Regions from separate parts of the Homo sapiens genome. Here region 2 is linked to region 1. The links are chromatin contacts, found by Hi-C in ENCODE. All regions are on one chromosome and are shown on one strand. The core of a region is the stretch at or near the end of the contact, and the rest is flanking DNA. Distances in the headings are between cores, read along the strand shown. Region 1 overlaps KIDINS220 (kinase D interacting substrate 220). Region 2 holds the start of LOC105373414 (a long non-coding RNA gene).

Evidence for each region. Hi-C counts contacts between places; a loop is a spot of excess contacts on that map. Pooled maps may share reads with other maps.
Region 2: a loop to region 1 is called in a pooled map, with 6 times the contacts of the local background. The contact joins two enhancer-like sites. A Hi-C loop is called at or near these places in 8 of 37 single-sample maps with no recorded cell type and 2 of 50 pooled maps.

The regions. Positions count from the first base shown.
Region 1 is chr2:8,802,098-8,807,177 of GRCh38, reverse strand. KIDINS220 (kinase D interacting substrate 220) reads left to right here. Exons shown (of 30, transcript NM_020738.4): 7 at 809-907; 8 at 4,051-4,248. Among named protein-coding and RNA genes, the nearest start is that of KIDINS220, 33 kb to the left of the region's middle. RefSeq lists an enhancer at 3,272-3,321. Within about 2 kb of position 3,042, at least 11 of the 41 ENCODE cell types and tissues checked have a DNase peak (open chromatin) inside an H3K27ac peak, as active enhancers do.
Region 2 is chr2:9,097,514-9,102,593 of GRCh38, reverse strand. It overlaps LOC105373414 (a long non-coding RNA gene), which reads right to left and starts at 10. Exons shown (of 6, transcript NR_187861.1): 1 at 1-10. Within about 2 kb of position 3,138, at least 2 of the 41 ENCODE cell types and tissues checked have a DNase peak (open chromatin) inside an H3K27ac peak, as active enhancers do.

The sequences.
Region 1 (5,080 bases), core at 1,793-4,292:
TAGCTTTGTGACCTTTGCCTATGAATTAACCTCTTAGGGCCTCAGTGTCCTCATCTGTGAAAATGTGATACTGTGAATTGTTCTTACGATAAGGATCACACACGTAGACCCATGTAAAGTGGTTAGGCCACTTTAGTTTGTTTGGCACTTGGTTGTTACTATTCCTGCCTACAGTCAGACTGCTGGACTTTAAATTCTGTTTCATAAGATATGGGAAGCGATGAAAGCTTGTTGAAAATTTGGGGCTATGTTACCTTATGATGGAAACATTGTCACTCATTATAATAGTTAAATAAGAGCCTGGCACAGTGGTTCATGTCTGTAATCCCAGCACTTGGGGAGGCTGAGGTAGGCAGATCACTTGAGGTCAGGAGTTCAAGACCAGCCTGGCCAACATGGCAAAACCCGTCTCTACTGAAAATACGAAAAAATGAGCCATTTGTGGTGGTGCATACCTGTAATTCCAGCTACTCAGGAGGCTGAGGCAGGAGAATTGCTTGAGCCGGGAGGCAGAGATTGCAGTGAGCCAAGATTGCACTACTGCATTCCAGCCTGGGTGACAGAGTGAGACTCTGTCTCAAGAAAAGGTTAAATAAGGTTGGTTAAAAGACATTTCATGGACTGGTTAATCTACTCAGGAGAAATAAAATGGGAGAAATAGGATTTATCTAAGATTACAATTACGATAAATGTATACAGTTTTATGAGAATGATAAAAAGTAAGATTTTTATTAAAATTCATGTTAAGAGCTAGTTTCTTTGAGTATACTTTTTATAATAATTTTAAATTTATTGTTTGTTTTAATAGTATGGAACCACCCCTTTAGTTTGGGCTGCACGAAAGGGTCATTTGGAATGTGTGAAACATTTATTGGCCATGGGAGCTGATGTGGATCAAGAAGGAGCTGTAAGTATCTTATATTTTAATGCTTGGCAATAGAAACATGTTTTTTATTTTAAGAGAGAGAATTTATTTCTTTAGTGTATGCCTAGAGAAATTTCCCTCTAGTTCTAAAATGATAGTAACAGGAAAACAAGCATTTCCTGTTACTCTAAGAATGTTATATTATAAACATATATACTATAAATAGATGCTTTTAAGGATCTGTTGCTAATGCACACACAACTGGGGAGGCTAAAAGTATAAAGAATAGCTTTCAGTGATCCTAGTGTGATATATAGAGAGTTATGTGTCGCTTAATGACAGGGATACGTTCTAAGAAATGTGTCATCGGTGATTTTGCCATTGTGGGAACATCATAGAGTGCACTTACACACATCTGGCTGGTATAGCCTACTCCGTTCCTAGGCTCTATGGTATGGCCTGTTGCTTCTAGGCCTGTGCAGTGTGTTACCGTACTGAATACTGCAGGCAGTTGGGAGACAATGGTATTTCTTTATCTAAACATACCTAAACACAGAAAAAGTACAATGAAAGTCCAGTATCATAATCTTATGGAACTTATGTCATATATGCCATCTGTCATTAATCAAAATGTGCTGTGCATATTTTGGTTTTTGTCCGTGGTTCCTGGCTGACTGCTCCTATAACCTGTGTAATTTCATAAGTGACTACAGCAATAAGAGTATCTTTGGTTATATTTGGCCTTTTGTCCTGGGTTCTTGAAACAGCTCTGGATCAGTTCCAGAGTGATAAAGATGAAATATAGTCTTTTGTTACTTATCATAAGCCCCTTTTAACCACACTTGAGCTTATGTTAATGAGGTTATTTTTGGAAAGTTTCTAGATAACCCCACTGGTTGAGGTGCTGGTTGCCAGGGACACCAACCATGTGCTCAGAGGGTTGGAACTCACAGCCCTAACCCACCACCTCTGGGGAGGGGAGAGGAGCTAAAGATTGCATTGATCATCATTGACCAATGATTTAATAAATCATGCCTTCATAATGAAGCCCACATAAAAACCCAAAAGGACTGAGTTCAGGGGGCTTCCAGGAAGATGGCCAAGAACACATCCCCGTACTGGGAGGGTGGCATAGCGCAGCTCCATGGGGACAGAAGCTCCTGTGCTCAGGACCCTTTCAGACCTCATCCTATGTGTATCTTCATCTGCCTGCTCATTTCTATCCTTTAAAATATCCCTTATGGAAACTGGTAAATAGTACTTCCCTGAACTGTGTGAACTGCTCTAGCAAATCAATCAAAGCCAAGGAGGGGGTTGTGGGAGCTCCAATTTACAGCCAGTCAGACAACCTGAGCTTTCATTGGCATGGGAAGCGGGGGCAGTCTTGGGCACCGAACACTTGCCTGTGGGGTCTGATGCTACCTCCAGGTAGGTAGTGTCAGAATTGAGTTGGAGAATACCCAGCTGGTGTCTGCTGCAGAATTGATTGCTTGATGGATGTGGAAAAACCCCACACATCTGGTCATAGAAGTATTTAGTGTTGTAAGAATTTATGTGAAATGGAGTTTGTTTTTTCCTATACGTAGTACAAATTGTTTAATAAACTGTTCAAATCAAATGGTTTTTAATATTGGGGAAAACATTGTGCTGCATTAAAATATTTTTCTTATAAAATTTAAAGTAATATTGTAATTTTTGGGATATTTTTAGCTGTGCCTTATTTTCCCTCTTCAATGAACAGATTTTTAAAAATCAGAAATCAGCTGTCAGAAGCCAGAAAGCTTAAAAACTGGTTAGATACATCTTACTGATTAGCAATTTTTAATTCCTCATTCCCCAGCCTGTGCCAGTTGTGTTGGAGAGGTGAAGAAGCCTGATATCACTTTTCCCTTGAGCCTATAAGAATATGGTTAAAAGAAACAATATTTATGCATAAGAAACAGTTAAAATAATACAGACTGCTATTTATAGAATTAGTATGTTACATGAGTGGATCATAAAGGATTCTGAGAAGAGACAGTACCAGATCTTGGGTCATAGTGAAACAAGAGTAAACTCTTTATGTCATACTTTTTGGCACACTATCAACCAGTTCCTCCTGTTTGCATACTGGCAGGAGCTGACTCATTGCAAACCTTCAAGGCGTAGGCCCTGTTTTTGTGCTGGTGGAGGCAGCATAGTCCGTAGGCAGCTGCAGATGACATACCTTCCACCTGCCTCCTCTGGACAGTTGGTCAAGTGAACAAGTGGCTTGTTTCTGTGATGATTGATGGCTCAAGAATTTGAAAAGGCTGTGTTATTTTAATATGTGGGAGAATGACAGCTCAATTTTGGGGGCTGACCCAAAATATTTCTATAGGGAAATTGTATGACAGCTTGAAGTAGATGAACATCTCAAGAAGCAGTTTTAATACTACTTCTGGTAGTGAGTCACATTCTTCTCTTAGTTGATTTATTGTTTGTTTATTTAGAGACAGAGTCTCATATGTTGCCTAGGCTGGTCTTGAACTCCTGGCCTCAAATGATCCTCCTGCCTTGGCCTCCTTAAGCTTTGGGATTATAGGTGTGGGTCATCGTACCTGGCCTGATTTATTGTTATAAAATAGATGTGCAATTTTTAAAAGAATTACTTAAAATAAGACAGGTTTTGAAAATGTAGTTTCTAGGTTACTATGAAAGCCAAACAGTATATTACACTTTTCTTGAAATAGCTCATGGCTATTAATTCATTGTTTACTTTAGTGTTTTTTATGGGTTTTATTATAAAGAATTCTTGAAGTCTGATTCACCTGACTTTGGATTATTTAATTTAGAATGTGTTTATATATAAACACATTCTATATAGGTGTTAAAATAGTCACCCTGCCAACTATTTTATCCTTCATTACTGAGTTAGTTTATTGTAAATGAGTCCAATTTCAGATTATCATTTAAATAACTGAACTTCATAATAGCTCTAATGACTGAAGATCATTAATGTATTTTCAAAAACAAAAGATACCTCCTAGCCATTTTTGGTATGTTTCTTGCTATTTATTTTGGCATTTTACTATTGGAAATGACAATAATAGGCCACCTATTTGAAAACATTAGTTTTATGATTATGGCATAAATCATATATTTTCTAGAATACATTAATTTCTTGGGCTTGCGTTTTGTTTTGTTTTTGTTGTTGTTGTTTTTAGAATTCAATGACTGCACTTATTGTGGCAGTGAAAGGAGGTTACACACAGTCAGTAAAAGAAATTTTGAAGAGGAATCCAAATGTAAACTTAACAGATAAAGATGGAAATACAGCTTTGATGATTGCATCAAAGGAGGGACATACGGAGATTGTGCAGGATCTGCTCGACGCTGGAACATATGTGAACATACCTGACAGGGTAGGTCATCTATTTCACATTTGTCTCCTAGTGGTGAAGTGGATGAAAGGTGACCTTAGTGTCTTATTACCTTTCAAGATTCTCATGCATGACATAAACTTGTTTTAAAATAAGTTTATTTCTGCCTTTGAAACTAGTAAGTTAAAAACTGTTCAATAGTTCTGAAAAATGTCCTTTTTAATTTTTGTCAAATAATGTTGTTATTGAAAATGTCACATGTGCTATTAGTCTGTGACTGACCTTGATGTGTCACTGTAGGTGTGCTTTCTTGTGCCCTAACTTCTTTGAGCTCACACTTACTGATCCACCTCTACCTGAACGCTCCACTTGAATGTCTAATTGGCCTCTTAAACTTACAATAAAACAGATGCCTTGCTTTTTTCACCCCAAACCTGCTTTCCCTCATTCTCCATCTCAGCAAGTGGTACCATCATTCAGCCTCTTGTTGAAGCCCCAAATCCTGTGCATTAGCCTTGATTTCTCTCTTTTCCTCATCTGCCCTCCAGCAGGCTTTGTTGACTTTACTCCAAAACAAATCCTTTATCTGTCCACTTGTCTTCATTCCACTATCACTTCCCAGCTGAAGCCACTGTCTCTGGTGGTGCTACTGTCAAAGCAGTAGCTTTGCAACTGGGTTCTCCACTCTGATCTTGGAGTGATCTTTAAAACAATAAATCTCGTGTGTACTTCTTTGTTTAAAGTCATCCAAGACTTCCTGTTGCACTGAGGATGAATGTTATCTTTTTAGTTATAGACATGACATGACATTGTCTTTGCCCAACCTCTCTCCCCACTTTGTACCCCTCTTCTGCCAGTTTTCATAGCCTGCAGC
Region 2 (5,080 bases), core at 1,889-4,388, 300 kb before region 1:
GTGTCCGTGTTTTCACAGCCTCCTTTCGATAATGATATTAGCTAGCATCTATGGATGCTTACTCCAAATCAGGCAGGGAGATATTTTACCTGCATGATATCATGGAAGTCTCATAAGAACCCTTCTGAGGGAGATTCTGTGATTATCTTTTCTTTACATGTGAGAAAACAGAGGCCTAAAGAGGTTTGGTTAATTACCCAGAATCACACTGCTTGTAAGTGAGAATGTCTGGATGCGGCCCGGGAGGTCAGCCCCTGCCGTGCTGTGGGCCACTGTCTTAATCTGTTTCATTTCCGGCACTTTTTCTCCTTGAAGTAAACTTGCTAGGCCCTGTCTTCATGGTACCCTCTACAGGGGCAATTCATCGAGGTCTTTGATGGCTTAACACCAAGTAAGAACTAGTGGGGAGTGAAAGGAGGCAGCCCCGTCCTGGGGAATTTGAGTGGCGCTGGGTAAGAGGAGGGCTTGGGAGCCCTTCAGATCCTCTGCATCAGTGACTGTCTTTCTGTTCTGCCCTCTGAAGGCTGGTAATGATTAGATTCTCTGGAAACAAACGGAGTGGCATGAATCTGGATCCTGTCTCATCTCTGACATGTATCACCTGTGGAGCATTGGAAAATTACCTCTTCACTCTGGGCCTCAGTTTTCTCATCTGCCAAATGGCATGATAATTTGTACATGGGTCATTGTAAGGATACAAATACAATACATTGTGAGAATAATACATTGTAAGGTTAAATGAGACGAACAGAGTGAGAGCGCTCAGTGGACTATAATGTACTGAGTGAATGTCACGAGGATAATTCTTTGTTATTGGGAGATTCATGTGAGGATACTGTTTAAGATGCGATCTCACGGTTGCCCCTTGCCCTTGGCATTTCTCTATGTACTTGGCACCGTTAGGAGCTGCAGGTAGGCCAGAGTGTGATCATTACCTCCCCAAAGGGAATGAGCAGAGCAGGGTAGAGGAAAATAAGGGGGGGACTTTTTTGGTTTTCAAAAGTCTAGGCCCTTTCATGGGGAACCTTCTGGGTTGAGGGAGATGCTCTGTATATTGTTCAAACTGAGTGCTTAAGATCTGTGCATTTTCTTTTTTTGAGATAGAGTCTCACTCTGTTGCCCAGGCTGGAGTACAGTGGCACAATCTCAACTCACTGCAACCTCCACCTCCCAGGTTTGAGCGATTCTCCTCCCTCAGCCTCTTGAGTAGCTAGGATTACAGGCACGTGCCACCATGCCCAGCTAATTTTTGTATTTTTAGTAGAGACAGAATGTCACTGTGTTGGCCAGGCTGATCTTGAACTCCTGACCTCAAGTGATCTGCCCGCCTCGGCCTCCCAAAGTGCTGGGATTACAGGCATGAGCCACTGCACCCAGCCGCATTTTCTTCTATATAAATGACACCTAAAAACACAAAACAAACACAGGTGTTTAGAGGAACAGAAAGGACTCAGGGCATAGGCAACATATGTAACAGAAAATGTGGGATGAGAAGATATGGTGAAGGGCAAGCCTTTCTCGCCTCCTCCCAGGCGAGGGGTTGGAGAATCAGAATGCAAGAGTGGTGCTTGCATGCTCAGGTTCTAGAGAAAACAGGCTGCGCAGCCCATTCCCCAGGCTGCGTGCCTCAGGGACGTCCCAAATCCCAAAGAAGCTTGGAGGCTCCAACCCTTAGAAGTCATGGCTTCTAGGAGAAGAAATGTTATGATATGCCCAAGTGGACTGAGCCTTTGTCCACCTCCCACCGCGCAGGAGCTGCTGAATCACGCTCCTGGGTCCGAGAGTAACACTGAGAATAACTGAGAGGACAGCGACCAGGGGAGGGCCTTGTGGACAAACTGTGTGGATGCTTGGCTGCAGGTCAGGCGGGACAGCGGAAGTTTCTGTTAATAACACAAGTTGAAACTAGCATGTGAAGATGACGGTGAAGATGAGACGTCCCCTTTCCCAAAGCTCAGAACTATGTAATGCTTGCCACCATCACCCTGCCCCTGGAACTTACCTAGAACCCCAGAGAAAAGAAGACAGGGGAACTCCAATATGACTGAGATTAGTAGTGAATGCCCCAGGAGAGGGAGCTAGTAATATAGAAAAATAAAGTCATATTTTTTGCATAGTTATTTTTATTATTATTTTTTTTGAGACAGGGTCTCATTCTGTTGCCCAGGCTGGAGTGCAGAGGCATGATCATGGCTTACTGCAACCTTGACCTCCTAGGCTCAAGTGATCCTCCCATCTCAGCCTCCCTAGTAGCTGGGACCACAGGTGTGCACCACCATGTCCAGCTAATTTTTTTATTTTTAGTAGAGATGGGGTCTCACTATGTTGTCCAGGCTGGTCTCCAAGTCCTAAGCTCAAGTGATTCTCCCACCTCCCAAAGTGTTGGGATTACAGGCGTAAGCCACCACACCTGGCATGCATATTCATGTTTGATTTCTGAGAGTTGCACCACTTCACAAAATTTTCTTAGCTATAGTTTCAAATCATGTAATCTACAGAGAGGGTCTCTGCAAGGTCCTAAAAGTGCTCTTAGAATGCACACAATTAATTTTAAATGGAAGCCTGAATGCTACATGAAGCGTTTTCAGAGTTAAGAAAGAGGTGTTTCCATTAAGTATGTTTGCCATCTAAAAGTCTTGGTAATGACCTTCTGTATTTCTTTGTGATACTTGCTTCAACCTAACACAATGGTTTTATAATCTAGGACTTTGAGGACTGTGTATTATTACCCTAGATTTTCTTAATTAATGGAAGTATCTTGGAACATTTGCTTCCTCTATAGGAACATCCTTTCTTTTCCTATCCCAAGCCTCTCCCAGGAACCATTGCTGAACTTGTCTTCCCTAGGGAGGGCTAATGACAGAAGATGCCTGCTGGCTGCCCACCGCAATGCCTGGGCCAGTTTCCAGCTGCCGAAGACCCTTCTTCAGCATATTATGTTGGTTGATGTCAATGTCAGGGGAACGGGGCATGTGACAGGAGAACGGTGTAGGGGCAGCCCTGGATCAACCATTAGAGAATCTTGCAAAGATCAAAAACAAACACACAAAAGGAGCCGAATCATTTAAAAGTCTTAGTCACACAAACGAAACCAACCCACAGCAAAGCAACCAAGCCGAACACCAAGGTCAGGAGCACGGCTTGTTGGTTAAAGCAGCTGCAAGTGTGGCTGTCTGTGCTCTGCCTGTGGAGAAGTCACCCACCCACTCTGAATCTGTGTTCTCCCCTTCAAAATGGACACGAATCACATCCTCCTCCTAGTGTGATTACAAGGGTTAAATGAGGAAAGCACTTTGTGTCTAGAATTACTTAAGGGAGGAAGACATTTTGTGTCTAAAACTACTTAAGGATGTAAGGAGAATACCAAGAGCCAGACCAGATTTGTTTTCTGTGATTTTAGGGGTGTTAAGCCCCTTCCCTTCAGGTGTCAGTTAACCCTTTAGAAGTCCCTCTGGGGGGGAGATATTTTGGGGGTAGCCATTCCAACTGCTTTGGAAAATCTGGTCTTCAAGTGTTTCATTTATATGGAAAAGGGGATCTTATTTCTAAATATCTTCAAGCTTCTGGCTTTTGTTCTCATCCATTCATTCAACACACATTCTCTCACCGGTCTGGGACCACGGAGCCTCCATTTGTTAAACTATCCCTGTCCCAGACTCTGAAACCCACTGAGTCCTCAACAAGAGGTGTATAGGGAGGCCCAGGCCAGCCCTGCTCAGTGTCAGCGCCCTTGAAGGGCCAGAGATCTGGCCCACGCTCCAGTCCAGGAGGCCAGCACTGCCCACGCCGGTCGGGAGGTGACTACATACAAATTCTGACCGGCAACATCACGAAGCACAAAGTGGGGACGCCAGGGTCAGCTTTAGAGCCCTCGGCTGTGCTTGGGGCCAGAGCCAAGAAAGCAAAGGACCTACTGCTGGGTGTGGGGAGGAGAGGGAAGGTGCCTGCACTGAGCACAGACCCCCTGGTCAGCTGCAGGTGTGCCATGTGGGAGAGGGTCAGCCTCGCCCAGACACAGAGGTTTGGGGCCCACCCTCAGTGGGGAGTCTTGCAACTGATCCTCCTTTGACCTTGACACTGTACTTCTCCAAGAACTGGCTTGTGATGGTCCTACTGCTCCCCCAAAGGGCTGCCTGTTCGGTCCCTGGGTCCCTCTTTTCCCTGTGCCTTTCCTGATACTGGTGTATGTGCCCAGAAACCTGTCAGCTACCATCGGCCTTATCCCTGTTTGGACAAATTCCCAGGATCCTGGTTTTGTTCTGACTAATGAGACTTATGTCTTGCCCCCTGTGGACAGATTTCCAGGCTTCAGATCCTCTGGTGAGTCCCTGCCTCCTGGACCCACCATCAGGGTTGTCCTGGGCTCACAGTTCCACCATCCCACCGCCCCACGTTTGTGGTTTATTCCTCGCACGCCCCGTTAGTCCCGTGCACAGAGCTCACTGCTCTTGCCCTTTATAACTCTGAACACAACTGTGTATCTGTGCTTATTATTCAGGTCTTTCCTACTAAACCGTCCACTTCCTGAGAACAAGGGCTAATGTCAATTCTCTTTTCTCTACTGTTGATTTCTTAGTGCCTAGTACAAAGAACATTTGTTGAATGAGTGAATGGATAATCATGAGTAAATTAATGTACATCCACCCTTATTTTCTAAAAAGTAATGGTAGGCAGCTTCCTTGCACATCTATTATTTTCCTTGATTGTTGGACAACCAAGGGTTAGAATCCTTTAAAGATGAGAGAATAGAGGCCCAGAGTGTTCATGATTCCACAGGCATAAGGCTACAAGGCATGGACTAGCCATTGTAACCCCTGCAGGCAAGTCTTGGGGGTGGGCAGACACACACACACACACACAAATACACACATCACATATACATATACACATATATATACACATACACACAAATACACACATCACATATACATATACACATATATACACATACACGCAAATACACATACACACACAAATACATCACATACATACACATACATATACACATACACAAATACATAGATATACAGACACACACACACGCACGTGTGCACGTGGAGAGGATGGAATGGGCTGGGCA